Linked DNA regions of Mus musculus: region 1 is linked to region 2. Evidence: chromatin loops called from intact Hi-C (ENCODE). Cell type or tissue: heart. All regions are shown on one strand. Links, peaks and the distances in the headings refer to the core of each region. The heading gives the core; the rest is flanking DNA.

What was found. Hi-C counts contacts between places; a loop is a spot of excess contacts. Peaks named below come from ENCODE experiments on the same cell type or tissue, not always from the same donor. Only the 100,000 strongest peaks of a DNase experiment are listed, where the experiment ranks them.
Region 1: a loop joins it to region 2, with 2.5 times the contacts of the local background. A loop is called at or near these places in 2 of 42 quality-filtered maps.

Annotation. Positions count from the first base shown.
Region 1 is chr7:19,064,812-19,072,811 of GRCm38, reverse strand. Rsph6a (radial spoke head 6 homolog A (Chlamydomonas)) reads right to left here. Exons shown (of 6, transcript NM_031255.2): 3 at 6,741-7,505; 4 at 5,579-5,723; 5 at 4,661-4,778. Among named protein-coding and RNA genes, the nearest start is that of Dmwd, 7.4 kb to the left of the region's middle. In heart, for the core only: CTCF peaks have their summits at 1,595 (motif pointing left), 3,128 (motif pointing left) and 3,889 (motif pointing left); no DNase peak of the experiment used is centred there; H3K4me3 peaks cover 717 bases; H3K27me3 peaks cover 3,651 bases.
Region 2 is chr7:19,126,048-19,135,879 of GRCm38, reverse strand. Fbxo46 (F-box protein 46) reads right to left here. Exons shown (of 2, transcript NM_175530.3): 2 at 1-502. The coding sequence starts at 422. Among named protein-coding and RNA genes, the nearest start is that of Fbxo46, 11 kb to the right of the region's middle. In heart, for the core only: CTCF peaks have their summits at 1,426 (motif pointing left), 4,143 and 5,031; a DNase peak (open chromatin) is centred at 4,309; H3K4me3 peaks cover 1,750 bases; H3K27ac peaks cover 1,957 bases.

The sequences.
Region 1 (8,000 bases), core at 1-8,000, 63 kb after region 2:
ATGAATCTGCTTCTTTTTTTCCCCTCTCTCTCTCTCTCTCTAGGGGAGCGTGTCACTATGTATCCCAGGCTGGCCATAAACGGGAGATCTTTCTACCTCAGCTTTGTTCCTACTTGGATAATTGATGTGTATTAGTAGCCTGGCTAAGGTTAATTTCTTTTTCCCAGTGGTAATGGAGATTGAAGCCAGGGTCTCCTACTAGCTAGACAAGCACTTAACTGCTGAGCCACACCCCGTGCCCCTCACTGGGGGATTCTAAGCAGGGGCTCTACCACTGAGCCACGCCCCCAGCCCCTCATTGGGGGATTCTAGGCAGGGGCTCTACCACTGAGCCACGCCCCCAGCCCCTCACTGGGGGATTCTAGGCAGGGGCTCTACCACTGAGTCACATTCAAGTCCCTCACTGGGAAGTTTTAGGCCAGTGATTTACCATAAAGCAGTAGCCTACGCTCTTTTTTTTTATCTTGAAATAAATTCTAAGTTGCTCAACCTGGCCTTAAGCTGACTCTGCAGCCAAAGCTGGCCTTGGAACACCCCATCTTCTTCCTGCATTGACTTCCTGATACTCTGAGCTTACTGGAATCATGAGCCCAATGCCATCAGCTGAGGAAGACTTTCTTTTTTTTTTTTTTTTTTTTTTTTTTTAAAAAGATTTATTTATTTATTATATGTAAGTACATTGTAGCTGTCTTCAGACACTCAGAAGAGGGGGTCAGATCTTGTTACGGATGGTTGTGAGCCACCATGTGGTTGCTGGGATTTGAACTCTGGACCTTCGGAAGAGCAGTCGGGTGCTCTAACCCACTGAGCCATCTCACCAGCCCGAGGAAGACTTTCTGATGAAAACTTCAAAACGAAGCTGAGATTCATTTTAATGGAAAACACGTTCCAGATTCCAAAGACTTGTTATGAAATAAAAAGTGAAAAATAGACCTGGGCAGTGGTGGCGCACGCCTTTAATCCCAGCACTCAGGAGGCAGAGGCAGGGGGATTTCTGTGTTCAAGGCCAGCCTGCTCTATAAAGCAAGTTCCAAGACATTCAGGGTTCCTGGCTACATGCAAAAGGTTTGTGTAAAAATGTGGGAGTGGTGGGGCTGGAGAGATGGTTCAATGGATAAGAGCACTGACTGCTCTTCCGAAGGTCATGAGTTCAATTCCCAGCAACCACAGGGTGGCTTACAACCACCTGTAAGGAGATCTGATGCCCTCTTCTGGTGTGTCTGGAAACAGGGAGTGGGCAGGGGACAGGGGGCAGGGGGCGAGGAGGGGCAGTGGCAGCTGGAGAGATGCCTCCACAGTTAAGAACATTGGTTGCTCTTCTTGAAGACCCAGGTTCAATCCACACAGCAGCTCACAGCTGTCTGTAACTACAGTTTTAGGGGATCTAGCACCCTCACCCAGACATACATACAGCCAAACACCAATGCACATTAAATAAAAATAGATAAATCTTTTCTCAAAAAGTGAAATGAGTGCTGGAGAGATGGCTCAGCAGTTAAGAGCACTGACTGCTCTTCTAGAGGTTCTGAGTTCAAATTCCAGCAACCACATAGTGGCTCAGAACCATCTGTAATGGGATCTGATGCCCTCTTCTGGTGAGTCTGAAGATAGCGACAGTGTACTTGTCATATATATAAAATAAATAATATATAAAAAAATTTTTTTAAAGTAAAATGAGAGCCAGGCGTGATGGTGCACGCCTTTAATCCCAGCACTCAGGAGGCAGAGGCAGGTGGATTTCTGAGTTGAGGCCAGCCTGGTCTACAAAGTGAGTTCCAGGACAGCCAGGGCTACACAGAGACACCCTGTCTCGAAAAACAAAAAACAAAAAACAAAACAAAACAAAAAAAACTAACCAAAAAAAAGTAAAATGAAAGGTTGGGAATGTGGCTCAGTAGTAGAGCCCCTGCCTAGAATCCTCCAGCGTGGAGTTGGGGGCGTGGCTCAGCAATAGGGCACTTGCCTAGAACAGGCTTAAACCCTGCATTCAATCCCAGCACCACAATACAAAAAATCAGCCTGAACCCCAGGCTTTTTACTAGATGTTAGAACTAGAATTTTCATCTTTGCCAGATTCTCAGTGAGTCCTATATATTTCATATGTAAACCTGGTCTAGAATATTCCTCCTGTCTGTCCCTCACTGGCACTTCCTTTCCCTGTGGAATGAAGAATGAAGGTTGCTGTTCTACAGAATCCCGGAGGACTCAGGCATGCAATTAGGAGCTTATCTGCTTTGTAACTGGTGTTGTACAACTGATGACTGTCCTTGTGTTCCCACGGTCGCATCCCTGGCTGCCTTCCCCACAAGGGTCTGGGGTTGGTCCCTCATGCAGCTGCCCAAGGTAGCCCTGGCTTTCCTGGAACTCTAGAACAGGCTGACCTTGAACTCAGAGGTCTGCCCCCGGCCCCGGCCCCTGCTCCTGCCCTGAGTCTAAAGCTGTGTGCCACCATGTCAGGCTCATCTATAGAGCCTCGTGTGATGATATGCGCCTGTAATCCCAGTACCCCAGAAGCGGGGGGCAGAAGGATTGAGAGTTCAAGGCCAGCCAGGGCAGCATAGTGAAACCCTGCATCAGCAACAAAAAGGCTCTTTGGGGGGCAGAGAGACGGCAGCACAAGTGGGTGAGCTCAGGTTTGATCCTGGAACCCATATAAAAAGTCAGATGGAGATATGGGAGGTAGAGACAGGACAATCTTGTGTGGAAGTTCAAGGAGCTAGCCTGGAGTACACAGCACAGCATAGCCACAGAGACCCTGCTGAAATGAGGGCACGTGTGTGCTCAGCCACCCTTAGTTAATGTTAAAAGATTCTTCCACACTGACAGTGGAGCACGCCTTCAACCCAGCATTTGGGGCCAAAGGCAGGTAGATCTCTGTGAGTTTGAGGCCAGCCTGGTCTACATTGTGAGTTCCAGATGATCATGTCTCAAAAAAAAAAAAAAAAAAAAAAAAAAAAAGAAGAAGAAGAAGAAGAAGAATCCCACATAAAACAAAACAAAATTTCTCTTTAGCTGGAGTGATGGCTCTGCTGCTAGGAGTGCCCACTGGTTTGGTTTTTGGCACCAAAACCAGGAGGCTCACAACCACATACAACTCAAGTCCTGGAGGCCCAACAGCGCCCTCTTCTGGCTGTCAAAGGTGCCTGCATGATATGGTGCACATAAAGTAACCTGGGCATGCAAGGGCGTGAAAAAAAAATACACGTAAATAATATGCATGACTTTGTTTAGTATATTCTTCTATAAAAAGGCAGAAGATGGGCTGGAGATATGGCTCAGTGGTTAAGAAAACTGACTGCTCTTCCAGAGGTCCTGAGTTTAATTCCCAGCAACCACATGGTGTCTCACAACCATCTGTAATGGGATCTGACACCCTCCTCTGGGGTGTTTGAAGACAGCTACAGTGTACTTACATACATAAAATAAATTAATTTTTAAAAAAAGGCAGAAGATGAGCCAGGCAGTGGTGGCGCATGCCTTTAATCCCAGCACTTGGGAGGCAGAGGCAGGCAGATTTCTGAGTTCGAGGCCAGCCTGGTCTACAGAGTGAGTTCCAGGACAGCCAGGGCTATACAGAGAAACCCTGTCTCAAAAAACCAAAAAATAATAATAATAATAATAATGTTGCCCTTTAATTCCCCCACTGGGGAGGCAGAGGCAGGTAGGCCTCTGAGGCAAAGCAAGTTACAGGACAGCCAAGGCCACACAGAGAAATAATGTGTGGTGTTGGCATAGAATAGGAGGGTTAGAAAAACTCTACTTTCAGATTCTGGACAATAATAATAATAATAATAATCGACAAGAATATGGTTAAAGTTTGCATGAAATTCCTTCTGTACAAAACCCAGAGCAAGTTCAAGTTCAGAGCAGAAAAGTTCTGCCCTCTGGTGGGCAGAGCAGGGATTGCAGCCAAGCTGGTTTAGGGATTTAGAGACAATTTAAAGGTAAGAAGGGCTCAGAAAAAAAAAACCCAAAAACTGAATGAATGAATGAATGAATGAATGAATGAATGAATGACGGGAAGGGGAGTGGAGGTGATATATGTGTGTTATTATATATTATTTATATATAATACATTGCATATGACATATGTATATGTAACTTTTTTGGTTTTTTGGTTTTTTGAGACAGGGTTTCTCTGTATAGCGCTAGCTGTCCTGGAACTCACTTTGTAGACCAGGGTGGCCTCGAACTCAGAAATCTGCCTGTCTCTGCCTCCCAAGTGCTGAGATTAAAGGCGTGAGCCACCACGCCCGGCTATATATAACTTTTATATGTATTTTATTTATGTGAGTACATTGTATCTGTCTTCAGACACACCAGAAGAGGGCAGCAGATCTTATTACAGATGGTTGTAAGACATCATGTGGTTGCTGGAAACTGAACTCAGGACCTCTGGAAGAGCAGTCAGTGCTCTTAACTGCGGAGTCATCTCTCCAACCCCTATATGTATTTTTTGAGACAGGGTCTCTCTGTGTAGCCCAGGCTGCCCTTGAACTCACAGAGATCTGCCTGCCTCTGCCTCCCAGCTTTTGAGATTAAGGACCTGTGCCGCCATGCCTGGCGGGACTTGTCAGTCTTTTGAGAGAAACTATCATGGATCCTGGCAGATAAGATTTCTTTACCATAGGCGGACCCTTGAGTCAGGGCAACGGCGTACTTGCCAGTGGCGTAGGCATAGGCCCCTGGCCAGAGGTTGGAGCGCACGATGGCCACCGAGTACTGAGGGCTGAGGCTGCAGGAGAGGCGGGTGGTCCAGGGCGACAGGTGCATGATTTCTGTAGGAGAAGGAAAGGGGCGGGGTGGGGTGGAGTGGTCAGGGCTTGCCACGCCCTGCCTTATCATGTGGGCGGAGAGACAGGAAAGAAGGGATGGATCGCCCCCCCCCCCGTCCCCGTCCCCCCCCCCCCCCCCCCGTGCAAGAGCTAGGACTCACACCGAGATCCCTGGCTCTGGCCTCTCTCCCCTGATGCTCCCCCCCCCCAAAAAAAAAGGGAAAACCAAGAAAGAGTCTTTGTCTCAAGGCCATGGTCACTGTCACATGCCACGCTTAGATAAAAGATGGACACGTTCCCTCAGACCCATAAGGGTTTCTTTTAAACACAAAAACAATCAATCAATCAATCAATATTTTAAAACGAACAAACACAAAATCAAACAGGGTCTCAAGCTGGAGAGACGGCTTAGCCGTTAAGAGCACTGGCTGCTCTTCCAGAGGTCCTGAGTTCAATTCCCAGCACCCACATGGTGGCTCACAACCATCTGTAATGGGATCTGATACCCTCTTCTGTCATGCAGGCATACATGCAAACAGAGTACTCATATACAAACGGTGTCACGTGGCCCAGCCTGGAGTCTCAACCTCCTGGTAGAGCTGAGGACTGCTCATGAGCCTCCTGCTTCTTCCTTCCCCGATGCTCGGATGGCGGGCTTGTGCTCCCATGCCCGCTGTACATAAGCAATCCCCACTGAGGCTCAGAGGATGCGAGACATCAGTGCTTCCAGGTGTGTTGCTCTCCCTGCTCTACCAACCCCGCTAAGGCTGGCACTGCGCCTGCCCAGATAGGAAGGGACTTACCTGCATCTTCTGAGAGCGGAGTCAGAAGCGGAGGACCGACCTCCTGCTCCACCTCCTCCATTGCCTCGTCTGCCTTCTCTTCCTCCTCCCCTAGCTCTTCTTCCTCCTCTGTTTTCTGCAGTGGGTTCACCCATGTACAGCGCCCCTGCGGATGCAACAGCAACGTCAGGTGGCGCCCTAAGACAGAGCCTAGCCTACTGTGGGAGAAGCTGAGGGGCCAAATAGGCCCCTAGAACAGTGGGCTTGTCCCTGTGGCTCCAAAGGCTGCCCCAGTTATGCGCTAGCAACTGCCTTGGGACAGCAGCTTCTATGACTGGACACATTGTTGATAAAGGATATATATCTCAGTATTTCTGCTCAGGGAGTGTCATTCAACAGTGGTAGAGTCACCTGTGCCTCCCTCATTGAATTGGTGTACTCTGTCAAGCCAATTAACACTCCTATTGGTGTGTGTGTGTAGGTGTGCATGTGTATGCCCTTGAACTCCCTCTGATCAATGATGGCTCTTTGAATAAAAATGGAGGCAGGTACACAGCATAAAGCCACTTCACGTTTTCTCAGCCATACATGGGGATCAGTCCTTGGTCACAAGTGTGGTGGCTTCTGCCTGTGGCACTGGTCTGCTGCTGCTGCTGCTGCTGCAAAGCCATCTGGGAAGATGGAACTCCAGCTGAGAAAAAACATCCGTCAGATTGGCCTGCAAGCAAGTCTGTGGGGGAATATTCTTGATTGACGGTTGGTGTGAGAGGGCTCAACTCACTGTGGGCGATGCCATCCCTGGGCAAGTGGTCTGGGGCTGTATAAGAAAGTAGGCTGATTCAAACCATGGGGAGCAAGCCGGTAAGCAGCATTCCTCCATGGCCTCTGCTTCTGTCCTGTATCCAGGTTCCTGCCCAGACTTTCCTCAGTGGATATGTAGCCAAATAAACCTTTTCTTTTCAAAGTTGCTTTGGGTCATGGTTGGATGAATGGGTGAGTGGATGGATGGGTAGGTAGGCGGGTGGATGGATGGATGGATGAATGGATGGATGGATGATGGATGGATGGATGATGGATGGATGGATGGAATGATGGATGGATGGATGGATGGATGCTGGGCTGGATTGGGGTAGGTCCTAGGCAGTGTACAGGGTGGGAAGCTCCATCCTAGCTCCATCCTCACCTGAGGCAGGATGTGCTGAGTGTGATGTACCCAGTTGGCCATGGAGTCCACGAGCTCCAACACGGGGATGCCCTCAAAGTCGGGGTTCTCCTCAAAGGAATCGCGTCCCGCGCCGCCCTCCTCCTCCTCATCGCCCTCCTCCTCGCCGAACTGGTAGAAGCCCAGCGGGCTGATGTGTGTGGCGGCGGAGATGCGCGCAATCTGCGCGCGGAGATAGTTGGCCTCGTTGCCCGGGAAGGGCGGATAGCTGATGACCGGCGTGTCCAGGAAGCCAGTGAAGAACTTTTTGATCTTGCGCGCGCACACGATCTGCGCGGGCGTCACGTGCGGCAGGCGCGTCCACGGGCGGCCTGGCTCGTTGCACACGAAGTACAGGTATTTGTTGGTGCCACTGCGGCTCTCCTCCTTGGGGATGATGGGCGGCGGCTTCCACTGTGGCTTGGGCACGCTGTCCACCACCTTCTCCTCATCCTCCTCTCCCTCCTCCTCACCGTGCGTCTCCAAGACCTCGCCTCCCTCCATCATCTCCTCCACCTCCTCCTCCTCTCCCTCCTCCTCGCCCTCGCGGAACTCCACCTCAGCCACCAGGTAGCTGCGGCTCAGGCCCAGGATCTTGCCCCAGAAGCGGCACATGTGGATGGGCTGCTGCTCCACCAGCTGCTTCAGGGCCAGGAAGATTCGGAAGCTTTCGTCCGAGCTCAGCCCCACGCCCGCCTGCTCGAAGTAGAAGGCGGTCTCCATGATGTTGGGCACCGGGCTGTCAGTCTGCAACAGGGATTGAGAAATGGGTAGAAGGAAGTCTCAAGACTTCCTAGCCTGATCCTCCTGCCATCGCTCGGGTCCTGGGAACGGAACTGGGCCAGCAGCAAGACCCGAGCCAGTCATCTAGCCCAACTCCTTCGCCAGAGTCAACAGACTTGGGCGACTTAAGCCACCAGTTTGGAAATGTCCTGGGGAGAGTGTCCCCTGATGAAGAAGAAGGGGAAAAAAGGAAGAAGAAACCACACCAAAAAAGAATCATTTTCTCTTTAACCTGACCAAAGCATAGGATGTGAAGCCTGCAGCCAACGGTAGCTCTTTGGGTACCAACAGGCAACAGTGCATGGGCGGCCATGCTCTGCGCCCTAATAGTAATGGGGTGACAATAGAATCATCCCACAGGGGCATAGCTGGATTGCCCTACTACCCTTGCTTTCTTGTTCTACTGGACAAAAATGCCATTGTTGCCAGGCATGGTAGCTCATGTCCTTAAAAGGCAGA
Region 2 (9,832 bases), core at 1-8,000:
GTGGGCTCAAGGCAGCGCCTCCTCCTCTTAGCTTTGGAGCTGTCACTGCCCCAGTGCCCTTTGACCTTCATAGAGCTGGCCCGGCTACTTCCACCACACTGGTGGGCCACAAAGAAGGCCACCTTCTCCTTTGTATTTCCAGGCTTGATAACATACCACGTGTCCAGCAGGACCCGACCTTCATCACCGGAAGCTGCTGTAGAGAGGAGTGGAGCAGGCTGGGAGGTGGGGGCTTCTGCAGCCACGGCAGGTGGTGTGCTCTCCAAGTGCGCAGGCCTGTGGTCGGGCTCAGTCCCGCTGCTTGTGTCAGGACAGACTGGCGGCTTGAGGGCTGTGGAAGGTGGGCGCGGCTGGTTCTGGGAATACTTGCTGAAGGGCCGGGGGCACCAGAGTTGGAAGGGCAGGAGGCTGCCCCTGTCCATGCTGGGCAGCAATGACAAGCAGCAGCAGGTAGTCACTCAGCCTCAGGGCCAGGATGGTAGTGGGGAGCTCTCCAGGCCACCTGCAGACACAGAAGGCTGCAACAGTGAGCTCATGGCCTTTCTTACCAACACCACCCACACTTAAACTTCTGCCCAGGGGACAGGCCAACTTAAGGCACTGAGAACTGTGTGTCCCAGAGAGTGGAGGGGTGCAAGCCTAACCACTGCATGTAGGAGGAGGAATGAGACCACACACACATACACACACTTTCTAACTCTCTTTGGCTAGGGACGTGGCTCACTGGTAAGAGCCACTGTCTGGAATCCCCCAGAAAAGAGCTGGGAGTGTGGTTCTGTGGTACAGCAACAGCACTCGCATGACTTTACCCAGTGAGGGACTTGGGCTGTGGCTCAGTGGTAGCCTACTTACTAGGCTGGATTGTGTCTCTAGCATGGCCAAGAGAACAAAACTCTTCTAGCCCCACATCAGGTAAGCAGAGGGATGCCCCCAAATTTCCTGGTCTCCTATAACTGGTTTTTGTTTTTGTTTTTGTTTTTTTTTGAGACAGGGTCTCTCTGTGTGTAGCCCTGGCTGTCCTAAAACTCATTACATAGACCTGGCTGTCCTTCAACTCAGAGACCCACCTGCTTCTGTCTCCCAAGTACCAGAATTAAAGGAGTGAAATACCACACCTGGCTTGACCTTTAAGGGAAAGTACCAGGCTGACCAGGCTCCTCCTTCTTACATGTGCCCTCCAGCAGCCAGGTCCAGCCTTCTCCATAGTCTCGGCTGCTGGAGCACACACAGGGATGAAGTGATTAGACAGGGGAGAAAAATATGAAGCTAGATCTAGACAGGCCCTTAAGAAATTCACTCTTAGGATTGGAGAGATGGCTCTGCGGTTAAGAGCACTGTCTGCTCTTTCAGAGGTCCTAAGTTCAATTCCCAGCATCCACATGGTGGCTCATGACCATCTAAAAGGGATTTGATGCCCTCTTCTGGCATGCAGCTGTACATGCAGCCGAGCACTCATAGACATAAAGTAAATAAAAATAGAAAGAAAAAAAAAAGGACTTCACTCTCCACTTGTTTGTATATGTATATGTATATGTATATGTATATATATATGTATATATATATATGTATATGTATGTATATATACACACATACATACACATACACAGTAGCTGTATTCAGACACACTGGAGGGCATCAGACCTCATTACAGATGGTTGTGAGCCATCATGTGGTTGCTGGGATTAGAACTCAGGACCTCTGGAAGAGAAGTTAGTGCTATTAACTGTAGAGCCATTTCTCCAGCCTGGCCATGGGGTACTTAAATACGATGGCGATGGGTCTTTCTGTCCTTTTGAGGACAGGGCCTCATGGTAGCTCAGGCTAGTCTTGAACTCACAGCAACCCAATCCTCTGGGATTCCTCATTCTGGGGTTACAAAGGTAAAACACTATACTCATGGTTTTTTTGAGATTGTTTATTTTTGGAGACATGATCTCACTCTTTAGCCCCCAGCTGCCTTGAAACTCACTAGGTAAGACAGGCTCTCACCAGGTTCCTAGCAGTCACCTTGCCTCAGCCTCCCAGGTATGTGGGACCACAGGCCCCAGTCACAGCATCTATTGAGGGTATCCTTAATAATGATTCTTTTCTGTTTTTCCATGACTTTGCATGCATCAACTAATCTGGAAGCAGTTTTGTTAACGAGTCCGATGGCAACATTTTCTGTTCCACTTTCTACTTACCAGTGAGTAGCAGACCCCTTGTCTCCATCTTTGGCCCATCCCTTCCAGACATCTCAACATGCAAATAACCCTCCAGCAGGGCATGGTAATTTATGCCTGTAATCTCAGAACTGGAGAGGCTGAGGCAAAAAGATGCAGCGGTCCAGATCAACCTGGGCTACATTGTCAGACCGTGTCTAAAAATAAACCACCAAACAAACAAACAAACAAAAATGAAGAGAATAACCCTTCATACTTTTAAGCCCTGATCATGCCAATGAAACAGAACTAAAGTAAAACTACATGCCGAGAATTAGGTCCAGTCCACTGTGTGTCTTTGTAAATTAAGTTTTATGGAAACAAATTATGGCTGCTTTCATGCAAAAAGAACAGGGCTGCATCAATAACTGTTTGGCTGGAAATAGTTCATTACCTAGTCCGTCACAGAAAAAGTTAGCTGATGCTGTGGGATAGACTGCCCACTCTAAGTCCAGACAATTCTGGTAAACTAGCACTTCACGGTCCTGCAGGTGCCATTCAAAACTCAGCCTCCACACACCATCACCAGTGACAGGACCCCAGTCTTAAGAATTCTCACCCAAACCTCCTACCCTCATTTCCAGTACCTTAATGTCCCACCAAATGTCCAGACTTTTTCAAATTCTCCTTTAAAAACTCAATCTCCTCCCCCACAGCCTGGTGGAACATGCCTGTAGTCCCAGCACTTGGGAGGATATGACATCAGACAGGAGGCTAAGGAGTTCCAGACCCTGTCGAAACAAACCAACCAACCCAAAGTGGTGCACACCTTCAATTCCAGCACTTGGGAGGTAGAAGCTAGTGGATCTCTGTGAGCTTAAGGCCAGCCTGTTCTATATATCTAGTCCTAGGCCAACTAGTGCTACCGAGAGACCTTGTCTCATAAATAAATAAAATAAGACTAGAGGGCTGAAGAGATGGCTCAGCAGTTAAAAGCACTTGTTGCTCTTATAGAGGGCCCAAGTTTGGTTCCCAGCACCCACAGGGAGGCTCTCTATAACTCCAGTTCCAGAAGATCTGGTTTCCAACAGCACCAGGTACGTATGTGATGCATACACATGCATGCAAAACAACCATATACATTAAAATTAAAAAAAAAAATAGCCGGGCGGTGGTGGCGCACACCTTTAATCCCAGCACTCAGGAGGCAGAGGCAGGCGGATTTCTAAATTCGAGGCCAGCCTGGTCTACAAAGTGAGTTCCAGGACAGCCAGGGCTACACAGAGAAACCCTGTCTCGAAAAACAAAACAAAACAAACCAGTATGTTGTCCAGCACAGAAAAGTCCAACCATCAATAACTTTCCATATATCTGAAGACATACAAAATACCTGAATCTCAAGTATTTGAGATCACAAGTGACTCAGTGGGCCTTAGCTCATTCCAGACACCAATCCTGACTCTCTACCCCTTCATTCCCCCGAAGTTCAGGAACCTTGAAAGAACCCAGACATAATAAAACCCTATTTAAAACGAATCCCAAACCAAATACATTTCAATAGCCCCCAGTGCTACCAGGAGAGGTACAATAGCAGACATGTGTCCCGAATCCCGCAGCTGTTTGCAGATGAGCCATGAAAGGAAAGTGTCCTCCTGCCCTTGGTGACAAAGGTAGGAAGTATTCAAGCCCAAGGATTCTGGCCCCGAAATATTCTCATCTTGTGCCCACCATACACCCCCAGCCACAGCCACAAAGGCCACTCATAAAATGCAACCAAGCCTTCCACATTACAAAATAACGTGAACCCAAGGTTTCTTAAGCCCCAGGGAACCCTAAAGTACCCCTTCCACATCCACAACTTCCCCCAATAGCTCAAATATCGCTTAGAAGCAAACGAATCCCCCAGATCTTGGACCCGCCTCCTTTGGAGCCCCTCCGGTGACCCCCGCCAAACACCCGGACACGCCCCCCAGGCGCCCTCACCCGCAGCGCCTCCTCCAGGCGGTAGGGAGAAGGGCGACCTACAAGCATGCGCACTCTAGCCTTGTGGGCCCGCCCCCCTCGCGCGGGCAGGCACGCTGCGCACTCCGATCCGCCCCTTTGTTGACAGACGCGCGCGTGACGGCCCGAGCCAATGAGCGACCGGGGTTCAGAGCCGTGCCCAAATAAGGAAGGCCCTGGCAAAGGGGCCAGGACAGCAAGTAGGCGGGAGGTTACTGGGAGGAGGTGGGCGGGATGGAAACAGTATTACGGGAGTAGGGACAAATTCCCAGAGCCCAACACTGCCGAACCGGAAACCTGGTAACCCGGTCCGGACACAGGCAGATGCACTCAAAGGGAGGTATATTACTCGATGTTCCCTTAAAACCAGAGCCCTGATTGACGTTAAAGATTTAAAGGGACACTGCGCCAGGAGATTGAGGACTGGTGCAGAAAGAAGAGTATGGGAGAGAGGTCAGAGACTCTAGCTTTGTTTACCAGTTGTGGTGGGGATAGAGAAATTTCTCGGTGGGACACCCAGAGCCTTAGTCACCTTGCCTTTAAATCAAATAGGCAAGCAGGAATGGCATCTCATGCCTGTAATTCCAGTAGTCTGGGAGGCTGAAGGAGGAAGAGTTTTAAGCCAATCTGGGTTATATAGTGTGAGACTGTTGTAATATAAAAATTAAAATCATAAAAATGGAATGAGCAAAACTACAACGACCCCCCCCCCCCCACACACACACAAACACACAAACAGGCAAACGAGGGGCTAAAGTGATGGCTCAGCGTTAAAAGTTCTGGCTGCTCTTGCAGAGGACCCAGGTTCAGCTTCAGCACCTATATGGCAGGCAGATCACAATCGACTGTAAATCCAGTTCCAGAGGACTGACACCCTCTTTTGACCACTATGGGCACTGCATGCATGGGGTACACAGACTAAGTGTGGGCAAAATATATTTAAAATATTGAATATAAAGAAGGTGGGAATTAGGAAACAAAGTAGGAGGGTCAGGAGTTCAAGGCCAGCCTAGACTACATCAGATCTCATTTGAACAGCCAAAATCAATTACTAACCCTGTACTGGTCCCCACAGTCATGGCCTTGGCCTTGAAGGACATGTCCATTCTTTTCTGTCTTACGCTCCCTATAGGGGAACAACAGGAAATCACTCAATAATGACTTTTACTTTATCCTAAAATTAAAACACCTTGTGTTGTTTCTGGCCTATGTCAGGCTGATTCAAGTGAAACTCAACGGTGGCTTTCAGTGCAGTGCTGGTGGCTGGAGAGATGGTTTATCAGCTAAAGATGTGTATGGCTTTTCCACAGGAGCCAAGAATTCCACAAACCTACAGTTTTAAGGATTTGTTTTTATTACCGTTCAAGTGTGTGTATGGGCCTCTTGTGTGTCTGAGTGTGGGTAAGTACATGTGAATCTAGGTGCCCATACACACACTTGAAAGGTAATAAAAACAAACGATGAGGGCACCTGATGTGGCGCTGGGAAACCGGCTCCGGCCCTCTGAAAGAGCAGCAAATGCTCTTCACTGCGAAGCCATTTCTCCAGACCTGTCATCCACAGTTTTAATGAGAACCATTAACTCAGCGATCCCAGACTGCTTGAGAGGGAAGCTGATAGGAGCAGGGCTACACGCTCCACACCCTCATCAAGTGCTCCTCGTAATTAGAGGATGCACATTCCCGCACCCTGAGATACACACACTGTGGGCCCCTCCTGAATGCATGCACTGATGACACTGGGCTCCCCAGTAATAGCTCACAGGAAGGGGAAAGACATCCACTCACAGGCAGCGTAAACATGTTAGTCACAATAGCAGTTAGCAGCAAAGCACTTCAAATTAACTCACCTAGGGCAGGAGAGGTGGCTCAGAGGTTAAGAGCACTGACTGCTCTTCCAGAGGTCCTGAGTTCAAATCCCAGCAACCACATGGTGGCTCAGAACCATCTGATACCCTCTTCTGGTGTGTCTGAAGACAGTGATAGTGTACTCATATACACATAATAAATAAATCATAAAAAAATAATCCCTACATCTCTCTCTAGGGTCTCAGTGTGTACTCCAGCCTGGCCTCAAACTCTTGATCCTGCCTCGGAGCACTGGGAGCCCACGCATGCTCCTCAACTGACGTGTTTCATTTTCATGTCTCTATTTCCTGTCTACGTATGGCATACGAATGAGCTTGGATGGGAGTATATAAGAGCCTGTGAATGCACATGAGTGTGTGGTGGCCAGAGGGCAACACCAAGTGTCTTCCTCAATCACTTGGCATGTCTGTTGTTTTTTTCTTTTGAGACAGGTCTCATCTATGTAGCCCTGGCTGGCCTAGAGCTTGCCTTGAATTCATAGATCTGCCAGCCTCTGCCTCCCCAGTGGTGGGATTAAAGTCGAGTGTACCACCATGACAGACTGCACATGGTTTGTCCCCCACCTCTGGTAGTGGCTTGACTAGGTGGCCAATAAGCAGCAGGAATTCAAGTGTCTCTGCCCACTGCCCTCTAGGTTCTGGTTCCAGGCGCACAGCCCTGCCTGGCTTCTGAGGTGGGCGCTGGGGATCTGAGCTCAGGTCGGCATGTTTGCAGAGCAGGCATTTTGCCAACTAAACCAGCAGTTCCCAACCTGCGGGTCACAGCCCCTTGGGGTCTTATAACAGATATCCTGCTTATCAGATATTTACATTATGATTCATAACAGTAACAAAATTAGAGTTATGAAGTAGCAAGGAAATCATTTCATGGTTGGGGGTCACCACAACATGACGAACTGTATTAAAGGGTCTCAGCATTAGGAACCACTGGACTAAGCCATCTTCCTATAGTGTTCTTGTTATTATTATTATTTTTTAAATTTTAAAGTCTGTGTGTCTATGTGTATGTGCAGAGCTAAAGGAGTTGGAGGCTAGGAAAGGGTGTTGGAGGCCAGGAAAGGGTGTCAGATTCCCTGGAGCTACAGTCACAGATGGTTGTGAGTCACTTGACATGGGAGATGGGAACCAAAGTCAGGCCCTTTGCAAGAGCAGCAAGCGCTCTTAATGTTTGAGCCATCCCTCCAGCCGGTCCGAGTCATGTCAAAGACTAGGAAGGAAGCTCAGGCAGGGACGGGCTAGGCAGGGCTAGGCAGCAGCCTTTGCTCACACTGAACTGAGGCAATTCTGTCCAGATTACCCATGCTTGCTGGGCATGGATTACACCACTCAGTTGTCCGAGCCATCACAGTCACTGCTGGCTGCCTAAACTACTGTCCCCCACCTACCTCCAGGACTCACCCTTTATCTCCTTCAGGTTTGGCTCAGAAATTGCCTCTAGGAAGCCTTTGATCCAAGCCCATAGCTTCTACCCAACAGAACACAAACTCTCAACCCTCATTAGTTTTTCTCCTTAGCATGTATCGCACTGCCCACTGTACTAACCATTTTGCTTATTAAGTGTGCCGTCTGCCTCTCCTTATTGACGTGAAAGCTTGAAGGCAGACATTTCCCTGTGTCTCACTGTGTAGTACAAGCTTGCCTCAAACTGGGGAACCTCCTGCCTCAGTCTTCTCAGGACGGCAAATGACAGATGTGCACTACCATGGCTAGCTTGGCTGGCATGCATGTCTGTTCTTTGTCTTGAGTTTGCCTTCTTGAGACACGGTACCCACGCATCAGCCCCTGGGAACAAGCACAGGTTCTAGGTCCCTACCTAAGGGTGGTTGAACCCAAATGTGCATTTCTTTAAATAGCCCAGGTTACTATGCCCACTGAAAGCTGGAGAAGCAGCCCCTAGCATGTGGGAGGTGTGTAATACATGTGGTCTGAACGAGTGAATGAGCAGGTGGCCTGACTGCTGGCCAACTTTTGCACATCTACTGTTGGAGACATCTGCATAGCTGGCCACTGCAGCCAGCTGCCCAAGAAAATCCCAGCACTTCCCTCCTGGGTGGCCCCTACTACCTTCCCGGGCTATCCTTGACCTCTTCCTCACCTCGATTCTGCTTGGAACACCTGTCCTCTGTCACTGCTCAGTGGCAGTAAGTTGGGTAGGTGAGAGGCTCTCTCCCCCCCTGGCTATTTGTTTCAAGGGGTCTCTCCTTGTAGCTACTCTGGATCCTTGAGTGGCTCAGATGCCTCGGGGGTCCACAAGCCCTTGCTCATCCATGGCTCCCCTAAGCCACCCATGGCTATTTAATTTAACCTGGGCATCAGATTATCTCGCTCTCTAAAGTTCAGCTACTATACCATCCTCAATCTTGTTCTACAATGTTAAGAACTAAGGTATGGAGGGTTAAGCAGCTTGTTTGACAGCCTAAGGTGGGAAAACTGGGACACAGGGAAGAAACCTTGCCTGGTTTCTGTCTGCTTTCAGGATCTTTAGATGTCCAAATGTTTAGATGGCTCTGCCCTGAGGATTATAGGTCAGAAACAACTTCAAAGCAAGCCTGATGGCCACATCTGTAATTCTAGCTCTGTGGGAGGCTGAGGATGGAGGATCACAGGTTCAAAGCCAGCCTGAGCAACTTTCAGGGAGCTCTGGCTCCTAAGAGGAGTCTGAGGGCGTGGCTCAGGAGTACAGCGTGTGTCTCGAATCCACCAACGAGGAGCTGCAGGTGCTGCTCAATGCTCAGTGTTTGAGTGCTCACCTGGCGAGCAGAGGGCCCTGAACTCTCTCCCAGATACAGAAGCAAATAATAGGGAGGCTGGAGAGACGGCTCAGCAATTAAGAAGCACTGGCTGCTCTTGAAGAGGAGTCAGGCTGTTTCCAGCACCCACATGATCGTTCACAACTGTCCGTAACTCCAGTTCCAGAGGATCTAATGTCCTCTTCTGGCCTCCGAGGGCACTGTACACATATAGTCCACAGACATGCATGCAGGCAAAATATCCATACACATAAAATTACATGTATTTGGAAAAAAAAAAACCCATCAACAAAAACAAGGCCAAGCATGGCAGTGCTCAACTTTATAATCCCAGCACTTGGGATGCAGAGGCAGACAGACCTCTGTGAGTTCAAGGCCAGCATGGTCTAAAAAATGAGTACCAGGACAGCCAGGGGTATATTATACAGAGTAACCCTATCTTGGAAAAAAACAAACCAAACAAACTATAAAGCCACAAACCTATTCTGTAGCTAGCTGTGGTGGTGTATCCTTTAATCCTGGTACTTTGGGCCAGACTGAGGTGGGCAGATCTCTGCATTCAGGGCCAGCCTGGTCTACATAAATTCAGGGCAGCCAGGGCTACCCAGTGAGACCCTGCCAAAGGCAAAACAAAAGAAAAACCTATACTGTGACAAGTGTAGTTCCAGGCATTGGGGACACACAGGGAACAGGAGACAGAAATCCTTGTCCTCAAGGGGCTGACATACTAATTGGATAAAGGGAAAATAAACTTGCTAGCAGTTTCCAGGCAGAAATAAACAAATACACAGGTGAGAGGCTGGGCTGTATGGAAGTTGACTTTATGATTTCAAATTAAGGAGTCAGTAAGGATACAGAGAGGCCATGCCCTTTTCTGTAAGAAGGCAGGTGCCAGAGGCAAACTCTTCAGAAAAGCTGTGCTTTGAGAAAGGGTCAGGGCTGGAGAACTGGCTCAGGGGTTACAGCACTGGCAGCTCTTGCAGAGGATCCCCATCAATTCCCAGCACCCACGTGGTGGCTCACAACTGTCTGTTCCAGGGGATCGGATGCTCTCTTCTGGCCTTCACAGGCAC